2 separate regions of the Homo sapiens genome follow, and region 2 is linked to region 1. Evidence: chromatin loops called from intact Hi-C (ENCODE). Cell type or tissue: HCT116. All regions are shown on one strand. Each heading gives the region's core, and the rest is flanking DNA. Links, peaks and the distances in the headings are about the cores only. Region 1 overlaps CAV2 (caveolin 2). Region 2 overlaps CAV2-DT (CAV2 divergent transcript).

Region 1 (11,247 bases), core at 1,740-9,739:
ATCAGTATAAAGGTAAGTTCAAATATTGAGAAAATGTGAAGTGATAAGCAAACCAAATTTCATTGAGTTATTTTCATTTGTGCTTAAAGTCCATGAAAAATTTCAGGTTTCAATTCATCACCTCATTATGATGACATATAAGAAATCAAACTAACTGCCATGAAATTGAGTGGATTATAATAACCCTACCAAAATAATGGCTACCATTCTCTAAAGATAGGAAGTCTTAGTCTAAACTCGGAGCCAAACACTAATATAATCAAGGGATAATGTATTCAGTAAGCACGAAATGAGAGGTAAATAAATATTTGGCTCATTTTTCATCTGGATAGATTTATATCAATAATAAAAGTAAAAATTACAGCCCTACCTAACTCAAGACTGAAAATATTTACTATAAAGCTTGAGCTTAGCAATTTTCAGAAAAATTATGGTCAAGTGGTAAAACAAATTATTACTTTTCATCTAGTTGAGAGATGTAAAATATTTAAATATACAACGATTATGTTTTCTCCCATTCAAGCAAAACAAAATTATGACCACCTTTTAGAAGTATGGAAGCTCCATAAATGTTATCCAAAGTATGACTAACTCTCAAACCTAGTAGGACAACAAAATAATGCAATATGATATAACTAGTACCTAGATTTAATATATATTTAACATAATATAGCTTATATCTGAGAAATGCACCATTTTATAGCATACTAGTGAGCTTTTAAATAGCATATTAGGGAAACATAGATTTTATTATTAACAAGTAAGTAATTAAAAATCCTTTTTGATTATAATGAAATGATAAAGAATAAAAATGCCTTTAGCCCCTTAATACTACCCCAAATTATAAGGAGATATTAAACTTCCATGTTTTTCTTAAGTTAATGTAAATATTTGGGAGTAGTTCTCCACAGAAGCCCTTTGTGTTGTAACCCATCTGGCTTTAAGTCAGGGCTCCATTATTTAACAAAGGAAACTCTCTTTCCTTTTGGCCCTTTCCCTAGTAAATAAACTACTTATCAGGAGTTGGTTTTACCTGGGGAAAATTTATCTCTGAACCACTCCTTTTGAGGCAATGATGCTTTAAAAGAGTAAAATATTTTACTCTTTTAAAAGTATATATATATATATATAATATATGTATATGTGCTTGTATATACACACACATTATATATATGTATGCAAGTTGATTTTTCATATATTTTTTTTTTGAGACAGAGTCTCGTTCTCTTGCCCAGGCTGGAGTACAGTGGCATGCTTCACGGCTGACTGCAGCCTCCACCTCCCAGGCTCAGGTGATCCTCAGCCTCCCTAGTAGCTGGGACTACAGGTGTGTGCCACCAGACCCAGCTAATTTTTATATTTTTGGTAGAGACAGGATTTTTGCCAGGCTGGTTTCGAACTCCTGGACTCAGGCAATCCCTCCACTTCAGCCTCCCAAAGTCTAGGTTTACAGCATAAAATAAAGTCCGTCTTTAAAGACTCTGTGGGTGTGTGTGTTTCTATGTGTGTGTGTGTGTGTGTGTGTGTGTGTGGATGTAGGTTCATGTGGTGAACATACACATAAGTGATCTGCTCTTCATACAGAAATTTACTTTCTTGTAATCATATGATGAGTTTGTTTTTTCACTAATTCCAGGGCAAATCTTTAATTGCAACATCAGCTTTTGTGCATACTGGAGAATGGGGTTTATTTCTGCACTGCTGGTTTTGCCTTCAAGCAACTCAGCTAACTTCAGAGGGAATGTGAATGTGTTTTAAAGCAGGTGTGGGGGATTTAGTTTTTGGACAGCCAGTAGAATCTTCTCATAGAGCCAAACAAATGAACTCTCTGTTAGTTTCTTCTCTTGTCTGTCTGTAGCTACTTTATCTTCATCTCTTTCCGTGTCTTACTCAAGCTACTTACTAGATAGATCCTTGCTACTCAAAGTTTGATCTAGGGACTTGCAGCCTGAGCATCCAGGGAGCTTGTTAGAAATGCAGAATCCCAGGACCAATCCCAGATTTACTGAATTTGAATTGGCATCTTAACAAGATCCCCTGGTGATTCCTATGCTCATTTTATTTTGAGAAACAGTAATGTAGGGGAAATAAAAACTTTAAACCTGAAGATGTTTAAAAATGCAGAAGTTATGCCAGCAAATATCACTCTCCTATGTAAGAACCCTGAATGGAGAACAAAATTCCACAAATACACACAAAAGGAGACTTTATATCATGGGAAGAGCAGCAGCACTGCAGGCTGGATGACTTACAGGGAATCCCAACTCAATAAAATGAAGGAACATACTATTAAAGAAATATTTGTAAGCAAATTGAAGGATACATCATTTAAGGGGGAACCCTACAGGCTAAGTTGGCCAAGGTGCTTGCAGGGAACTGGCAGTTCTTTCTATTTCTATAAACTGAAGGCTTCTTGGAATGTGAAATCAAGAATTACAAACTGGGCAGTAGACAGGATTATTATTATTTTTTATTTATTTTTGCTATGAAAGGGCTTGAGCTGTATTAAGTTATCTCATTGACCACACCAAAAAGGTATTGGTGAACAGCAAGAGTTGAGGTGGCACCAATCTATTAACTTCATAAAAAGAACAATTTCTTAGGGGCTGCTTCAAAGTAGCCCAAACCTATCCTGCATTTTGGAGAGTCCCATGCCCTGCAGACTTCATTGCAGACTTCAGGGATTTTCCTTTCCAATTCTGAATATTTCTTCAACTCTAAGAACCGTAAAATCATGGAAATCAATAGATCCCTAGCTCATCACACATCATAGAGCCTGGTCTACATCTGATCTGCCCCAGATTAATGCTTATCATTGCCAAAGTTCTTCCAGGAAAATTGTTTTACAATCTTCTATTTGCCATTTTCCCTTGTTTGAACATACTGATGGTCACAGTTTTTTGTGTTTGTGTGTGCCTAGTCAAATAAGATTGTTGCTTAGGATAACCCCACATAGGATTTCTTTTCCTCAGAAAAAAAAAAAAATAGTCTTTGTTTTTTTTTTTTTTTTTTTTGAGACGGAGTCTCGCTCTGTCACCCAGGCTGGAGTGCAGTGGCGCGATCTTGGCTCACTGCAAGCTCCGCCTCCTGGGTTCACGCCATTCTCCTGCCTCAGCCTTCCGAGTAGCTGGGACTACAGGCGCCTGCCACCACGCCCGGCTAATTTCTTTTTGTATTTTTAGTACAGACGGGGTTTCACGGTTTTGGCCAGGAAGGTCTCGATCTCCTGACCTCGTGATCCGCCCACCTCGGCCTCCCAAAGTGCTGGGATTACAGGCTTGAGCCACCGTGCCCGGCCAAAAAAATAGTTTTAATAAAAATCAGTTTACACAGTTATTTTTTTTCCTAGGACCCTTCAATCACTTCCAGGACAAATAATACCAACAATGCTGATACTTTTTTAGCAATCTAATTTTAAAAATTGTAATAATCATAGGATTTTCCTCGTCTAAATAAAATGTATATTAATGATTCAGTTGATTGCTCACTTGGTTATTCTATATGATAACAAATTATTTTTTGGTGTTTTATTTCCAGTGCTTTCATCATGCCCCTCACTCCACCCATCCCATCCCCTGCGTGGCCCCTGCACATACAACATGTGAAATTGATTGAATAGACAAGAAATTCTGTGGGGATCTTTTCATCTTGTTTATGTTACCTAACCCTGAATAATGTGTGCTATTCCTATGTCTGCCCCAAAAAGGCTACAGATAACTGGAGAGAAAGGGTTGGTTGCATCTTATGCTTCTTTTTATGTATTCTAGTGTCATGATTTCCCATTTTTTCAATCTAATTCTTGACTTTGATACTGATCAGTTTACCACTGTCACTTTGTGAGAAAATATGTAGAAACTGGGTGCGATGGTATGCACCTGAAGTCCTAGAAACTGGGGAGGCTGAAGAGGGAGGATCACTTGAACCTAGGAGATTGCACTACTGCACTCCAGCCTGGGTGATAGAACAAGACCCTGTCTCTAAAAAATAAAATAAATAAAATTTATAATGAGCAAATTATTCAATAGGAGAAAATAAATTCATATATGGTTTTCCCTGGGATCTCCAAGACAAAGTAACTGACAATAAAATTGGATAACATAAAAGGATGTACAAACTGACAAGAAATTTCCGACAAAATGAAGAAAATACAAAATAAGGATTCTGTCTAGAAAACAATATGTTTAGTCCAAACTGAAATTATTGCTGTAATTATTAATATTTTACATGTCAGGATGTTTAGCATTGAGAAGAAAAATCATCACTGGGCTTTTGATACATATTAGGGAAGTCTGTGTGAAGGAATAAAATGCTACAAAATTTACAAAAAATGAGAATAATGGCATTTGGGAACTATTTTTCTGACTTTAGCTGGAGTGTAAGGTCTAGAGCTCAGATCCTAAGGAGAAAGAAAGGGTGTGCCCTGAAAAGCGGCATACAGGGCTGGGGGAGGGGTTCAGGGATTAGATGGAGGCCGAGTGAGGAGGTTACATGAAGCCCAGGTGCTAGCTTGGGACAGCTCTTACAACTGAGGACATGAAACTGCCTCCATTGATGGGAGAATGGAAAAAAAGGTGCTTCTCAGAGTAGGAAAGGTGGATGAATGAAAAAAGAAGATTTTGGCTGGAAGCCATAAGAACAGCCATGGACACATTCTTTCAGGAAATAGAAAATCATCTCTACAGTGATTAGGAGTGTGGGCTCTGATGTCAGGCTCTCTTGGCTCACATCCTGACTGTGGTCTAGGGCAAATTCTTTAACTTCACAGCATCAGTTTCATTATCTGAAAAATGGGAATGACAGTAACATTCCCATCGTAGGGTTATTGTACTGATTAAGTAAATGCCCAGAAGATTATAAGTGCTCGACAAATCTAAATACTCCTGTTATTGTTTGTACTGAGATCAGAGGTCTCCCAGCCATATAATACATAAAGAATTTCAACCAGTTTCCTCCTCAGTAAAATAAGCGTGGTGGTTATTCCTCACCACTTGCCTCCCTGCGATGTGGAGTGTGCATCCCTGAAACTTTCCAAATGACTCCTTGTTTCACTGCCCTAGTTAGCTGAGACAGCAGTTGGCTGGAACCGATGTGCCAGTCAGTTAGAGAAACAGGTCCTGCATACTGCCCTTCTCTCCCCTTTTGTTACTGGTTGGTGCTCGGTGACAAGTGACTGGGAGGCAGGAAAGAAAAGAATGCTCCAAAGATGACCTGCTGCTCTCACCTCTTCCTGATCCATTTATGTCTGAGAGAAATATTTGCCCTTGGCTACGTGCTGTTTCCCACTCTGAGTCATGTCTCTTCCTTTCTCTCATCATCCTACACCCCTACCTTTTCCTATAAAGGCAAAATGATTTCTCCAGTCACACAGCTGAGCTGAATGACCTAATACGTCCAAGCACAGGCAGATAGGTGTCCCTGTCCTATTTTTGGTTAATTGTTGAAGTGGTGTCCTCTGATTTCTCTGACTGCAGCATGGTCTTTCTTTGCCGCAGACATGCCGCAACAGTCAACAGCACAGAGAGGCAAGGCGAAAGAAGACACAGATAGATGGTCACAAGTTACAGTTTCATTTTCATTTTCAGTTGCACGCTTCGGCATTGTCTTTAGGGCACATGGTTCCAGCAGAGCCCTCATGCCCACTCCTAGGGTCCTATTCATTCAGTAAGACAAAAGCAACTTTCCTTTGTGGATAAAAAGAAAAGTCTTTAGCTGACTTCAATTTCCTCCACTCCTGTTCAGATTCCATGCCCCTTTCACTAGGGATTTGGGTTGTCCAAAAGCGAAACTGGGAAGGCTGAAGGCCATGTGATTGGAGCCTCTTGTTTCCCTTTGTCACAGCTTTCTCTTTGGTGACATCTCTTTTAATCAGTGTATGGTGCTCTCATATTGTGCTCAGAGCTCTTATGCTTGGTTCCCATATGTAGTTTTCAACACTCCTTTCTCAGATCACTTGTTCACCTAAAGTAAATAGATGACTGCTAATAGATTGAAATGTTACCCCACTCAAGGGTGTGTTTCACTTAAAAAAGTATCAAGATGTCAAGTTCCAATGGCAGCATTTCAGGTACAATCCAAAGCAAGAAACTGGAGAGTGGGCACAGAAATGTCTTAAAAATTTAGCAAGGGGTGCTTTATTTTGCTCATTTTGCTATTTTGGGGTGAATAGGGAGAAGAAATTGGGATGGTTAAATTATAGTTGCCAAACTTATTTTTATTCCTAAAAAATATAAACTGACTATCTAGTATACCTGTATCCTTTACTCCTCCTCTGTCAACTTCTTCCCCTGTCTTCCCTGCACACATACACAACTTGAAGGGAAGAAGTGTACCAAATCCTGATTTGTGATAAATTACATTCATTGTGGTAATTTTTCTTTGCAGCTCTACTTACTATTTTTTTAAGTTTCTTAAAGTAACATGTAACCCTGTAAAAATTCTGTAAGCACTTGTTATCTTAAACAAACATTCTAAAATGATAAAGTTGCAAGCTAGAAAAACTAAGCTATTATTTGTTTGATTTCTCCATTATGTTATTTAATTTGTCCTGGGATTCAGATGAGACAATGTGTTTTCTAAAATGTAAAACCCAAAGAAACAATCTTTCAGTGTTATAAATTTCAAAGTGAGGAATAGAATAGTAGATGAAATAGCAACATTCTAGAAAGCATGAAAGTGTGTTTCCAGACAAGTTTCTAAATGCTAGGGCTTTCTACCCCTGAAGAATTAAAAGTAAATTTTAGATACGAGAATGGAGACTAAAGGCAGGCATTACCCCAATCGATAAAATATAAAATGGTTTATATACGTTTTTGTTTTCTCAACTTAATGATTCATGAGTGAGAAAATGGTGGGAAGGAAATTTTTATTAGAATCAGTACATTTCAAATCCCTTTTGTAAAGAAGAAATTATGAAGTTTTGTGCAATTCCCACTCTCAGTTCTGCAATTATCCCAAGCTTTCTCCAGTTATTTATTTACATAATCATTCATACAGAAAATATTGATGGAACTCATTAAGCACTGGGCACCATTTCAGAATCCCAGCAAACGTGAAGTGATGTTTTTGGTTCTCAAATACCTAACTAGCAGTCTAATGGTATTAGTTAACAGGGTTACTTTTACAACGTGACAGGTGATAATAGGAATTTGTACAACATTTTAGATGTAGACACAGAAGAGGCACTTAATGTGGAAGAGTTTTGGAAACAGATAAGAGTGAGGCAGGCATGAGAAGAAAAACAATGCTGGCATGGGTACACAGGAGTAGCACGGGTTGTTCAGTAAAGCTACAGAAGAGTTGCTAACGATGACAACGGGTTGATGGCGAAGGCCTTGCATATGCTGCTCAAGAACTTGGAATATTATTCTCAGGGCAATCACATACAATTGATAGTTTTAAGCAAGGAAATGACAGGGTAGTCTTGGTATAATCACGTTTTTTTTAAGAGAAAAATGGATTGGTGATCATATTGAAGGCAGGAAGTGAGGTCAGTTAGGAGGCTGTGGCAAATAGCCAGGCAAAAGAGAAAGATGGCAGTGATTATGGGGCATAGCAGTGATTTTGACAGAAAATCTTAAAATGAAATAGAGTCATTCCTCGGTACCCTTGAGGGATTGGTTCTAGAATTCCCCTGCAGATATAAAAATCCTTGCATACTTAAATCCCGTCATCCCTGCAGAACCCAAGGAGGTGAAAAGTCAGCCCTCCTTGTCTGAGGGTTTTGCATCTTGCAATACTCTATTTTGGATCCAGTTTGATGGTGGATGAGGAACCTGTGGATACGGAAGGCTAACTGTATTTACTGAAAAAAAATCTGAGTATAAGTGGACTGAGCAGTTCAACCCCATGTTGTTAAAGGTTCAATCGCAAATTCTAATTAAGATATAATTTTTTTCAGAAATTCATAATAATAAAGACTTAGCATTGATAAAAATCTTAGGATCTCTGTTTTAATGAATTGAGGCCAAATACAGTCTCACAATCAATAGAAGGGTGAAAAGTACATGCATTAATTATTGTATTTATAGCACACCTATCCTGTAATTGATTGAAAATTCACTGATTTAAAAAAATATTTTTGGACTGGACAGCTAGGTTGGTTTTCATATACATAGCCAAGTTTTCATCCTGCTGAAGTCACAGAAAACAATGAGATAGGAAGCTCCTGAGAGACCATTTAGTTCAATTCTTTCATTAACGATAAGAAAACTGAGAACCCAAGATTAAACCCTTTGCATGAAGGGATACACCTCAATAACGGCAATGCTGAGACTGGAATCCAGTTGCCTGACTTCTAGGGCAGGGCTTTTTTCACTACACTCCAACAACTTTCCAAGAGAGGCATCAAAATAAATTAATGGGATGTGGATGACTATCAAAAAGATGAATTTTTAAAAGTTCCTGAAAACTATAAAGAACATTTTAAAAAGCCAAGCACCTGCTTTATTATTATAGGTTGGTCGTTTTTCCAGATGAACTGACAAGAAAATGTATGCCAACATCAGCAACTACTCTTCACATACTCACTTTCCAAAAATAATTTTGGACTCTAGTCTAGCTTCATGGTACAGGTATCCAAGTGCCTGTGATTTATATTGTTACTTTCTTATTTTAAAAATTGGAAACAAATTTCAGTTTATTTAGGATTAGCAAGAAGAGACTATAAAAAAGAAGAAGTATGGTGGGTGTGTGAACAGGCTATTTTATACTATTCATCAAATGATAGAACATTTATATGGAACCTCTTTAAGTGCTGGAAAACAAAGAATTCAACTACTAATGTAATAATTTTTAAAAATACATTCCCAAATAAGCAATAACTAATGTATTTATTATCTATTTTGAGTTTTTAATAAGGTAAAAATAAGTATGAAAGATTCCATATTTACTGTAATAAAAGCAATACACACATTTGTAGGCTTTTAGAAAATTTATTATGAATTCCGAGAAGTCTGCTCATCATATACCTCCCCCAGCCCCAAATAAAACAAACAACATGTTTGTACATAAAGCCTGGATTTACTTGGTACAAAATTTGAGTCTTTGAAAAAAATAGTTAATGGAAAATCTCAATAAAAATTCATTTTGAAAGTAACCAGTACTGTTCAGAAATAAGGAAGTCATGTTACTTGAGAAGTCAAACAGTTTTATTACAGAACTATGTGTATATATTTTGGGTTTAAAACTTGCCAATAGCTGTTTGAAAGGATAGCTCATAATTTATTCAAATAGATATTTTATTAATCAAATGTTTTTGGTTTATCAACATAACCAAATGTATAAAAAATGTTTTTAAATACAAGACATAACTATAAAGTCATGAGGCTGATTGACCTTTTAAACTAACATAATAAAATCTATATGGTCAAAATGAGTGGTGATGCTTTAAGGTAATGATTATGCGTCCCATCTAAGGATGCTGCAATGGCCTAGGGCAGTTTTGAAATGTCTCTTTGCAACTACCTTCAAAAGGATATGAGCTTCATAATTTAATCATTCATTTGATTTGGTCCCCAATATTATTCCAGTTCAATCATCATTTATATTCACCAGTCCTGGCGATTTTGAAAAATCTTATTAATCTTATTTGTCACTTATTAGCGTATTCAAAGGAATGTCAATTGAGGTTCTGATGGTAATTCTGAAATTTAAGCATTTACACACTTTTAAGATGTGTAAATTTTAGTAACTACTCACATTATAGACTTGTTTTTGGTATATGTCTATCATTTTGAAATAATGAGATTTTTCTTTTTTCTTTTTTTCTTTTTTTCTTTTTTTTTTTGAGACAGACTCTTGCTCTGTTGCCAGGCGGGAGTGCAGTGGCATGATTTTGGCTCACTGCAACCTCTGCCTCCCAGGTTCAAGCAATTCTCCTGCCTCAGCCTCCCAGGTAGCTGGGACTACAGGTGCATGCCACCATGCCCAACTAATTTTTTTGTATTTTTAGTAGAGACGGGGTATCACCATGTTGGCCAGGATGGTCTTGATCTCCTGACCTCATGATCCACCCGCCTTGGCCTCCCAAAGTGCTGGGATTACAGGGGTGAGCCACCATGCCCGGCCCAGAAATAATGAGATTTTTCAAAGCAACAGTGATTCATCACACTGAAATAGGACTCTACAGTTCAAAATGACAAGAATAACTTTATCCTGTGTTACATACCAATATTAGAGAAATCTTAAAAGTTTGTAGCTGTTAGTTTTTAGTTTATGCATGTAGTTCAGTAGCCCAAGTTGACAACTCCCCTGTCTCTCTACATGAATCACTGTAGTTGAAATTGTACTAAAGTATCAGAAGTAACATTTACTGTAAAATGTTAAATAGCACCAATATTACTTGAAAGTAAAGTGAGACATTAATAGGAATGCTGACACAGATTTAATTTCTAACTACTAGAGAGAAAGCATCTCCTAGACAAAATACTATTTAGATATGAATTATTTTAAGATCACAGCCAGAAAAATGTCATAAAACATTTTAGATTTTGCTTGGAAAAGTTAGAAAAGAAAGCTTTGTGTATCGCTCTTTTATCTTTTATTTCCAAAGAAGATGTACAAATGCTTACATAATCAGAACAGTGCAATCTTACCAATGAAGTTTACCTTGTGGGAGCTACATTTACTTATTTCATATATTAGTTCAACAACATAAATATAATAAAAATGCTTTTAAGCAATCTGATTAGAGCAACATTTATATTAACTACAAAATATACAGTAAAATGAAACATCTTGTTAAATAGGCCTGTAGGAAAACAATATTTTAAAGGAATACATTTTCATGAATCTACTTTCATATTTATTTGTTTTATTGTATCTTATAGTTACTATAATCGTTGTGTGCTTTTGTTACTGCAATTTCCAGGATCATTGTATATTCTCAGTATGCCAGTGACTATATATGTAAAGGTAATTTAAAAAGTATTACTCCCAGAGTAAAAACAGACAAACAAATAAGAAATCTCATTTTTAATGGGAAGTTGTGCATAAAACTATTGTAGTATTTTTATAGAAATGTCCCTTAATCATTATAAGTTCATCATTATAAAATGTATACTATTGTACTAAAGCAAAACTGTCTGCCTTTAAATCTAAGTGGTGTCAACTTACTGTATAATTCTGGTTACAAAGTTAGATATGAAATCTTTGGCTATTAATTAGAAAAGCATTATTTGAAAAGACCTGTCAATAAACATTTCTAAATGTGGTTGCTCATCTTAATAGTTTTCTTAATTAGAACAGCTA
Region 2 (11,247 bases), core at 1,840-9,839, 49 kb after region 1:
TGAACACTGGTAGATGAGATCCAAGATTCTTACACTAGTGAATGCAGTGCTACATATAGCCTTGTTCAAATTACTATTCATCATGAGTTTTTCCTCTATGTAACTGGCAACTTAATCTTACCTGTAGTATGGGATACATTATAGTTGGATTGAATATTGGTCAAATCCCTCACTTTCCCCCAGGAATTCATTTCCTCTCCTATATCTCAAGTGAATTGCACTCCTGGCCACACTGTTGCCATGCTGGAAACCTTTCTTCTCCTTTTCCTCACTCCTCAGACAGGTGGCAAGATGGTGATGGTGAAAGCAGGTCTGCAAACCTTCCCAGCCACCTCTCTCCCACCCAACCATAATCTACCTTGGGAGGAGGGCTCTCTTTTTGTCTTACTCACCTACCATGCTTTTGTTGTGATACTGTTAACAGCATAACAGATGAACACGCTGGATCCGGAAGCCTGAAAGTCTAAATTTCTTTTCATGACAAAAATAAAAAAAAGATGCTACAAGTGAGGAGCAAAATTAGCAAGGGCCTGTGAGGTTAGAGAGAAATAGAAGGAAAGATTTAAGCTGCTGCTGTGAGGAGCAGACCTAGGAAAAAGGAAGACATATGGGCTGGGCGCGATGGCTTATGCCTGTAATCCCAGCACTTCAGGAGGCTGAGGCGGGAGGATTGCTTGATGCCAGGAGTTCAAGGCCAGCTGGGCAACTTAGCAAGATCTCTTCTCTACAAAATAATTATTTTTAAAAAAGGGACGTACGTTATGTAAAAAAGATACATGCACATGCATGTCTATAGCAGCACAATTCGCAATTGCAAAGATATAGAACGAACCTAAGCGCCCATCAACCAATGAGTGGGTAAAGAAAATGTGGGTATATACACCGTGGAATACTACTCAGCCATAAAAAGGAATGAAATAATGTCTTTTGCAGCAACTTGGATGGAACTAGAGGCCATTATTCTAAGTGAAGTAACTCAGGAATGGAAAACCAAATATCGTATGTTCTCACTTATAAGTGGGAGCTAATCTGTGAGGACATAAAGGCATAAGAATGCTATAATGGACTTTGGGGACTTGGGGCGAAGGGTGGGAGGGAGGTGAGGAAAAAAAGACTACATATTGAGTACAGTGTACACTGCTTGGGTGACGGGTGCACCAAAATTTCAGAAATCACCACAAAATAACTTATTCATGTAACCGAAAACTACCTGTACCCCCAAAATGATTGAAACAAAAACATGAAAAAGGGACATGTACTCAAGGACAGTTTTAGGAAAATTTCATATGTAATATGTTATGCAAACACCACTTCAGTGACCCACAGAAATCCTCAGTAAGGCCTAATTTATGTTTTTTTATATGTCTTCCATTTAAAAAAGTATTTTCTTATCAATGTTTTTCTCCTTTTCTGAATTTTAACTAATAGACTTCTTTTTATATCAGTTTTAGGTTTGTAGAAAAATGAGTTGAAAGTAAAGAGATTTCCTATATTACCCTCTCATCTCAGTTTTCCCTGTTCCTGAGACATTGTATTAGTTGTACATTTGTTTCAGTTGATAAGCCAATATTAATATATTATCACTAAAATCCATAGTTTACATTAGATTTTACTTATTGTGGCTTTTGACAGATGCATAAGGGCACATATCTACCATTACAGTATCATACAGAATAATTTCATTGCCCTAATAATCTCTATGCTCTGCCTATTCATCCTTCCCTTCCCTTAAACTCCTGGCAACCCCTGATCTTTTTCCTGTCTCCATAGTTTTGCCTTTTCCAAAATACCATGTTAAACATCTGAGAAACATGAACTGGAAAACAAATTAAGTGAAAACAGTTATCTGTCTCTAAGCCAAAGATGACAGATGGATCCTGGAGGAAGTGAAGTGCAATGATTCTTATCCTTCCAATCTAGGTTTGCCCTACAACCAAATGAATATTTTTTTTTGCAAGTTATACCAAATAGTAAGCAATCTCCTCTCTCTGTCTCTCTCTCTCTCTCTCTCTCTCTCTCTCTCTCTCTCTCTCACACACACACACACACACATTAAATATTTTCTAGTATTTATATAGCATTTATACTTATAGATGTTATCTTAAACTTATTTTTGTTTTGTATGTGGTGTTAGTGTCAAATAATAATTGAACGTGACTTTCTTCTCTCCATTTTTCCTAAGTGGTTGAAATGATGGCTCACTGAACAATTACATTCTGATAAAATATTTATGGTTTTCTCTATTTTTCCTGCAGAGAGGAAAATATATTCCTGTGTGAGTATAATAATTTTATTCAGATGTATGTATTTAATACTTTTTCAAAATTTAGGAAGATTGGCAATTTCGAGTGCTGGTGGGGGTCTTTCTTCAAACGTCCATTGGGAAGAAAGTTCTACTTTTTTAAGGCATTTGGGTCAGTTCCTTCCCTCTAGACTTAGGGAATTAGTGACTAAAGATGGTTATTGTGGAAAAAGAAGATAAGAAAGGATGAGTCACTTGGTAGGCTTTTGACTCAGCATTTTTAGTTCATAGGTGATGTCCTAAGGCCTGAAAGCTTACTATAAATGAATAACTCAACTGACACATCTTTGGCTAATTTGAAATCTCTGGGCTTTTTAAGGTTACAATATCACCTTAGAAAATATTAGCATATGGTTGTAGCTAGTAGTTATTCCATGAAAATTATATTTTTCTGTTTTATACCTAAAAATGTTCCACATGTAAGAAATTGTTATATTTTTGCTTGGCATATCTTCTTTGTTGTTAAACTTTAAAAATATAATAAAAATTCATGAGCTATTTTTTCATTAAGGCAATCTTATATTTTAATCATGCATTTCATAGGAAACTTTTACAACTATTTTTAGAGCATTAATTATGCATTATGAAACTATCCTAAAATAAGGGTAAAACAATAGAGATGTTACTTACAATTCCTTTTATCCACAAAAAGAATAAGTTTTGGTAATTTGAGAACTTTGAAATGAAATCTTCATTTTCGGATAATGCTTAAGGCAGTATTAAGCAGAGGGCCAACTGCTTGAATTCAAAATTGAAGGGGAGTGAGAATTAAATTGTTCTGCATGAGAAATGCTGAGAGATACAGAAAGGAGTGAAAAAAAAGAGACCAGCAGAGAGATGGAGTGGTTGCTGGGAGAAATGAGTGGAGAGAGAGGGAAGATAGGTGATTGGGGGAGGAGAAGGGGGTTTGAGACTGTGAGAGGAACTAGCTGCTGAGAGTCCGAAGAGCCTGGGAAGAGGTAAGTCTAATGAGTAACATTTGAGTGAAGTGCTGGGCAATTCTGTGTCTCTTTATAAAATATTCCCTAAATGTACATTGGAATATAAAGTTTTTAAACATGTCAGGTTGGTTTGTGAAGCAGTGAAGAAGAGGACATGAAGAAAAGCTGTGTTATATAAGTAAAAATAATGCATAAATCTAGAAGTCTCCACAGTGTTCCCAGTTTTAATGAGGATGAAGAGCTATTTAAAATACTTAAAATATCTATAATGACATGAGGTGTTGTCATACATGCCATACTCTCTGATTCCTTGATTTGTTTAGCAAATGATTTAGAAAGACTAGCACATGATAACATAACTTTGGGGTTCAATATGAGTGAGTATGGAACATGACAAGTAATTATGAATCATTAATATGGAAATTTCTTCAACATCATTTAAGGGGCAGCATATTTTATAGCTCCTACTCTAGCAGGAATTATGCTTATTAAATGAGAAAATGAGATTGAATTTACAGAAGTGTCCATAGAACATGAACATGACTCAGAACTATTCTGTTGTATGAATATGCCATCATTTGTTTATCCATTCAAATATTGATATAACTTACTGAATAACGTGGGTTATTTCCAGTTTTGGGTTATGATGAATATAATTCCTATGAATCCTTACGTACAAATCCTTTTGCAGATACATGTTTTCATTTTTCTTGCGTAAAACAGGGGAAAGAATTGTTAGGTTATATGATGAATAGATGTTTAACTTCACATGAAAATGAAGAAAAGGCCAGGCATGGTGGCTCACGCCTGTAATCCCAGAACTTTGGGAGGCCAAGGCAAGAGGATCACTTCAGCTCAGGAGTTTTAGACCAGCCTGAGCAACATAGAGAGACCTCGTCTCTACAAAAAAAAAAAAAAAAAAAAAAGTAGCTGGGTATGGTGGCATGCACCTGTAGTCCCTGCTACTCAGGGAGGCTGAGGCGGGAGGATTGTTTGAGCTGGGTAGGTCAAGTTTGTGGTGAGATATGACATGTCATTGGACTCCAGCCTGGGCAACAGAGCAAGATCCTGTCTCAAACAAACAAACACACAAACAAAAAAAAACCAAAGAAAATACAAAACTGTTTTCCAGGTATTTGTACCATTTTACACTTTCAGCAACAGTGCACGAAAGTTTCAGTTGCTCCACATTCTTACCAGCATTTGGCATTGTAAGTATTTTTCATTTTGGCCATTCTCGTGGATGTGTAGTGGTATTTCACTGTGGTTTTAATTTGCATTTTTGATATGGTTTGGCTCTGTGTCCCCACACAAATCTCATCTCTAATTGTAATCACCACTTATTGAGAGAGGGACTTGGTGGGAGGTGACTGGATCAGGGAATGGTTTCCCCCATGCTGTTCTCATGATAGTGAGTAAATTCTCATGAGAGCTGATGGTTGAAAAAAGTGGCACTTCCTCCTTCAAGCATGCTCTCTCTCTTCCCACCTTGTGAGGAAGGTGCCTGCTTCTCCTTCACCTTCCGCCATGATTACAAGTTTCCCTAGGCCTCCCCAGCCATGTGGAACTGTGAGTCAATTAAAACTCTTTCCTTTATAAATCACCCAGTCTCAGCTAATATCTTTATAGCAGTGTGAGAATGGACTAATGTAATTTTCCTTATGATTAATGATGAACATCTTTTTATGTCCTTATTGGTGATTCATAAACTTTTTTTGTGTGTGAAATATCTGCTTAGTACTTGTCCTCTTTTTTTTTTAAAGTGGGTTGTTCATCTTCTAATCAAAACTTTAAAGTTCTAAATAAAATCTTGACACATGTATCTTGTCTGATATATATATGTATTGTGACTATTTTCTTCTAGTCTGTGGCTTGCCATTTCGTTTTCTTAATAATGTCTTCCAGAGAGCTTATGTTTCAAATTTTGTCCAACTTACCAATTTTCATTGATGGTGTATGCCTTTTGCATTTTTGCTAAAACGTCTTTGTCTACCCCAAAGTCCTGAATATTTTCTTATATATTTTCTTCTAAAAGTTTTTTTTTTTTTTTAGTTTTGGCTTTTACGTTTAAGTTTACAGTCTATTTCAAGGTAATTATTATTCATGGTGTAAGGTTCATGTTTTTCCATGGGCATATGCAGTTAATTTAGCACCATTTGTTAAAAAGAATTTTCTTTCCCATTGAGCTACCTTGCTGACTTTATTAAAAATAATTGCACATCTATGCGTGAGTCTCTTTCTGGGCACTCTTTTCTGTTCCATTAATTTATACATATATTCTTACTTCACTATCTCAAGTAATGTAGCTTTAACTCCTGAAATCTGGTTACATAAGTACTTCAACTTTGTTCTTTTTCAAAATTGTTTCAACTATTTACATTCTTTGTACACGCATGTACAAATATATGTATGTTTTTCACAAATATATAGTAATCTAAGATGTGTGTGTGTGTGTGTGTGTGTGTGTGAGAAAGAGAGAGAGAGAATCACCTTGTCAGTTTCTAAAAAAAAAGATCTATGGAATTCTTAACTGCAATTGTGTTGAATCTGTAGATCAATTTATGGAGAATGGGCATCTTAATAACATGGAGTCTTCCAACCAAGACACATGGTACATCTCCCCGTTTATTTTGACCTTTAATTTTTTTCAGCAGTGTTTTGCAGTTTGAAAGATCCAGCACATATTTTGTTAAATTTGTTTCTAAATGTTTTATGGTTTTGATGCTATTATACATGATAATTTAAAAATTTTAATTTTCCAATTATTTGCTTTGAATATGTAGAAATACAATTTATTTTTGTTAATTGACCTTGAATTAAAAGAACCTGATAAATTTACTCTTTACCTCTAGAGTTGTGTTGATTCCTTAGGATATTCTACATACACAAGCACAACATTGGCAAATAGCAACAGTTCTACTCCCTTCTCTACAATCTGTCTATATTTTATTTGTTTTTCTTGCCTTATGGTACTTTCAGTACTATGCTAATAGGAGTAATGTGAGTGAATGCATTTGTCTTATTCTTGATCCCAAGGGGAAGTGTTCAGTATTTCACTATTAACTACAATGTTAGCTGTGGGTTTTCATTAGAGGTACCTTATTAAATTGAGAACATTCCCTTCTATTCCTAGTTTTCTGAGAGTTTGGGCCCAGTGTTTAATTTTTTTAAGTGATTTTTCTTCACCTATTGAAATAATAATATGATTTTCTTCTTTATTCTGTTACTGTGGTTAATTATATCAATTGATTTTAAAATTTTGAGTCAGTCTTGCATCCCTGAGATAAATTCCACTTGGTCATAATGTAATATCTTTATTACATTTTGCTGGATTTGACTGGCTAATATTTGTTGAAAATTCTTGCTTCTCTATTCATGAGAGGTGTCATTCTGTTAATTTTGAGATTTCACAGTTTATTTCCTGCAGAATCTTCTGTCTTATTCTGCATAATCCATATGCTAATCTAGACCAGAATTTTTACTTTCTGTTTTAACTTGTAATTTCTGTGCATCCTATGCTTCCCCCCTAGTGTTTAATGCTGGATGTTGCTTTTTTCAAAAAGTTGATTTTATCTTTTCTTATTACCAGTTGCAGAAAGTTCACAATCTCTATTAATGTATTTGCTCAAAGTTTACATTGAGAATTAAGATTTTCATTCTAAGAACTTCAACCTCTTCCTTATATGTTTGAGCCAGAATTTCTTAAGATGTATTATACATAATAACTTTCATATCTGATACGAGATATTTTCACTTGGTTTGTTACATAATTACTTAAATGTTTCCCTCCTTTTCCTCAGATCTGATTATCTTTTTTTCCCAGTATTTTCTGTTATTGGAAACTCCATACATTTTATTACCCAAATCAGAAAAATGTGGTTCTCTCTGTCACTCTCTATTTTGGATCTGTAACTAAATCTTGCCAATTCTATACCTTAAAAATCTCTCAAATCCATCTCCTTTCTTCTCTCTGTCATTGGATTCATATGCACAACATTTTTCTTCTGGATTTCTGAAATCATATTCTGACTGATTGCATTTCTACTTTTCTTTTCTTTTCTTTTCTTTTTTGTGAGCAACATGGCTGTTTATTTCACCTGGGTGCAGGTGGGCTGAGTCCGAAAAGAGAGTCAGGGAAGGGAGATAGGGGTGGGGCCGTTTTATAGGATTTGGGAAGGCAATAGAAAATTACAGTCAAAGGGGGTTGTTCTCTGGTGGGCAGGGGTGGGGGGGTCACAAGGTGCTCAGTGGGGGAGCTTCTGAGCCAGGAGAAGGAAATTCACAGGGTTAATCACTCAGTTAAGGTGGGGCAGGAACAAATCACAATGGTGGAATGTCATCAGTTAAGGCGGGGCAGGGCCTTTTTACTTCTTTTGTGATTCTTCAGTTACTTCAGGCCATCTGGGCATATACGTGCAAGTCACAGGGGATGCGATGGCTTAGCTTGGGCTCAGAGGCCTGACATTCCTGCCTTCTTATATTAATAAGAAAAATAAAACAAAATAGTGTTGAAGTCTTGGGGTGGCGAAAATTTTTGGGGGGTGGTATGGAGAGAGAATGGGCGATGTTTCTCAGGGCTGCTTCAAGCGGGATTAGGGGCAGCGTGGGAACCTAAAGTGGGAGAGATTAAGCTGAAGGAAGATTTTGTGGTAAGGGGTGATATTGTGGGGTTGTTAGAAGAAACATTTGTCGTGTAGAATTATTGGTGATGGCCTGGATACAGTTTTGTATGAATTGAAAAACTAAATGGAAAAGATCTAAGAATTGGGAGGACCTAGGACATCTGATTAGAGTGCCTAAGGAGATTCAGCATAGTCCTGCCAGCAAAGATTATTTATTTACTTCAGGAGTTAAGAGTGGCAGTTTGGGGATAGCACGAGGAGATATCAGCTGTAATGGCTTGGAGAAACAGTGTAAACTGGCAGTGTAAACAAGAGCAGGGCATGCATGAGTAGTTGAGAACGGAGAATAGGAGTATGACCAGACAGAAAATAGTAGGGATGACAAGTTTTTTGGGGCACAGTCTAAGTTGGTCTGGTGTCTGGAATGAGACTGGGGCCTAATAAAAAGGAGCGTATACACAGGAGCTTAAATGGGCTGTACCTTGTAGGATTCTGAGGACAGGTCTGACTTCTGAGAAGGGAAAGTGGTAAAAGTATTGTCCAGTCCTTTTTAAGTTGGTGGCTGAGCTTGGTGAGGTGTGTTTTTAATAGACCATTAGTCTGTCACTGAATACCAAGAGCCTGAAAAAATGCTTGGCTGATTTGACTAATAAAGGCTGGTCTGTTATCAGACTCTATAGAGGTGGGAAGGCTAAACTGAGGAATTATGTCTGACAGAGGGGAAGAAATGACTGTGGTGGCCTTCTCAGACCCTGTAGGAAAGGCCTCTACTTATCTAGTGAAAGTGTCTACTTAGACTAAGAGGTATTTTAGTTTTTGTGACTCAGGGCATGTTGAGTAAAGCTAATTTGCCAGTCCTGGGCTGAGGCAAATCCTCGAGCTTGATGTGTAGGGAAGGGAGGGGGCCTGAATAATCCTTGAGGAGTAGTAGAATAGCAGATAGAACAGCAGATGGAACACTGAAAAGTTATTTCCTTGAGGATAGATTTCTACGATGGAAAGAAAATGAGAGGTTTTAAGAGGTGGGCTAGTGGCTTGTACTATAGTATAGCCTGCCTTCGCTGGTGTGTGGCGATTAGGCCTGGTGGAACTGCCATCAATAAATCAAGGGTGATCAGGGTGAGGAACAGGAAAGAAGGAAATATGGGGAAATGGGGTGAATGTCAGGTGGATCAGAGAGATACAGTCATGGAGGTCAGATGTGGTATCAGGAATAATGCGGGAGGCCAGATTGAAGTCCGGGCCAGGAACAATGGTAATTTTGGGACTTAACAAAGAGTGAGTACAGCTGAAGGAGCCGGGGAGCAGAAAGTATATGCATCAGGTATGAGGAAGAAAATAGATTTTGGAAGTTATGAGAAATGTAGAGAGTGAGTTGAGCATAGTTTTGTGATTTTTAGGGCCTCTAAAAATACTAAAGCAGCTGCAGCCACTGCACGCAGACATGAGGGCTAGGCTAAAACAGTAAGGTCAAGTTGTTTGGACAGAAAGGCTACAGGGTGCGGTCCTGGCTCTTGTGTAAGAATTCTGACCGCACTAACCATGCCTAGGAAGGAAAGGAGTTGTTGTTCTGTAAGGGATTGAGGTTTGGGAGATTAATCGGACATGATCAGCAGGGAGAGCACGTGTGTTTTTATGAGAATTATGCTGAGATAGGTAACAGATGAGGATGAAATTTTGGCTTGACTGAAGTAATGGGGGCTGTCTGTGAAGCCTTGCAGCAGTACAGCCGAGGTAATTTGCTGAGCCTAATGGGTGTCAGGGTCAGTCTAAGTGAAAGCAAAGAGAGGCTGGGATGAAGGGTGCAAAGGAATAGTAAAAAAAAAGCATATTTGAGATCCAGAACAGAATAATGGGTAGTAGAGGGAGGTATTGAGGATGGGAGAGTATATGGGTTTGGCACCATGGGGTGGATAGGCAAAACAATTTGGTTGATAAGGCGCAGATTCTGAACTAACTTGTAAGCCTTGTCTGGTTTTAGGACAGGTGAAATGGGGGAATGGTAAGGAGAGTTTATAGGCTTTAAAAGGCCATGCTATAGCAGGCGAGTGATAACAGGCTTTAATCCTTTTAAAGCCTGCTGTGGGATGGGATCTTGACATTGAGCAGGGTAAGGGTGATTAGGTTTTAATGAGATGGTAAGGGGTGCATGATCGGTCGCCAAGGAGGGAGTAGAGGTATCTTATACTTGTGTGTTAAGGTGGGGGGATACAAGAGGAGGACGCAAAGGAGGCTTTGGATTGGGGAGAAGGGCAGCAATGAGATATAGCTATAGTCCAGGAATAGTCAGGGAAGCAGATAATTTAGTTAAAGTGTCTCAGCCTAATAAGGGAACTGGGCAGGTGGGGATAACTAAAAAGGAGTGCTTAAAAGAGTATTGTCTAAGTTGGCACCAGAGTTGGGGAGTTTTAAGAGGTTTAGAAGCCTGGCCGTCAATACCCACAACAGTTATGGAGGCAAGGGAAACAGGCCATTGAAAAGAAGGTAATATGGAGTGGGTAGCCTCCGTATTGATTTAGAAGGGGTATTGATTTAGAAGGGGACGGGCTTACTTTCCACTGTGAGAGTTACCTAAAGCTCGGCGTCCGTGATGGGTTAGGGGGCTTCCGAGGCGATTGGGCAGTGTCAGTCTTCAGCCACTAAGCCAAGAAGATCTGGGAAGGAGTCAGTCAGAGAGCCTTGGGCCAGAGTTCCAGGGGCTCTGGGAGTGGCTGCCAGGTGAGTTGAACAGTTCGATTTTCAGTGGGGTCTCACACAGATGGGACGCGGCTTAGGAGGAATCCTGGGCTGCGGGCATTCCTTGGCCCAGTGGCCAGATTTCCGGCACGTGTAGCAAGCTCCTGGGGGAGGAGGTTCTGGAGGAACGCCTGGCTGCTGCAGTTCAGGTGTTTGGAAGTTCTTGTGTGCTGGAGATGTGGCTGGGGTTTGTCTCACAGTGGAGGCAAGGAATTGCAACTTTTTTCTATTATTGTACACCTTGAAGTTGAGGTTAATTAAGCCCTGTTGTGGGGTTTGAGGGCCAGATTCTAATTTTTGGAGTTTTATTTAATATCTGGAGCAGATTGGGTAATAAAATGTATATTGAGAATAAGATGGCCTTTTGACCTTTTAGGGTCTAGGGCTGTAAAGCGTCTCAGGGTTGCTGCCAAATGAGCCATGAACTGGGCTGGATTTTTATATTTGATGAAAAACAGCCTAAATGCTATCTGATTTGGGATAAAGAAAAAGGAGCATTAACCTTGACTATGCATTTAGCTCCAGCCACCTTTTTAAGAATAAATTGCTGGGCAGGTGGGGGAGGGCTAGTCACGGAAGGAAACTGTAAGCCGGACCAGGTGTGAGGAGGGGAGGCGATAAAAAGATTATAGGGTGGAGGAGCAGA

The links. Hi-C counts contacts between places; a loop is a spot of excess contacts. Peaks named below come from ENCODE experiments on the same cell type or tissue, not always from the same donor. Only the 100,000 strongest peaks of a DNase experiment are listed, where the experiment ranks them.
Region 2: a loop joins it to region 1, with 2.0 times the contacts of the local background. A loop is called at or near these places in 7 of 110 quality-filtered maps.

Annotation. Positions count from the first base shown.
Region 1 is chr7:116,506,209-116,517,455 of GRCh38, reverse strand. It overlaps CAV2 (caveolin 2), which reads right to left. Exons shown (of 3, transcript NM_001233.5): 3 at 8,915-11,247. Among named protein-coding and RNA genes, the nearest start is that of CAV2, 12 kb to the right of the region's middle. RefSeq lists enhancers at 5,213-5,262, 5,273-5,652. In HCT116, for the core only: no CTCF peak of the experiment used is centred there; a DNase peak (open chromatin) is centred at 5,245; H3K4me3 peaks cover 3,100 bases; H3K27ac peaks cover 7,154 bases.
Region 2 is chr7:116,457,203-116,468,449 of GRCh38, reverse strand. The region is part of intron 1 of CAV2-DT (CAV2 divergent transcript); the gene reads left to right. Among named protein-coding and RNA genes, the nearest start is that of CAV2-DT, 37 kb to the left of the region's middle. In HCT116, for the core only: a CTCF peak has its summit at 6,765; a DNase peak (open chromatin) is centred at 2,499; H3K4me3 peaks cover 1,329 bases; H3K27ac peaks cover 7,741 bases.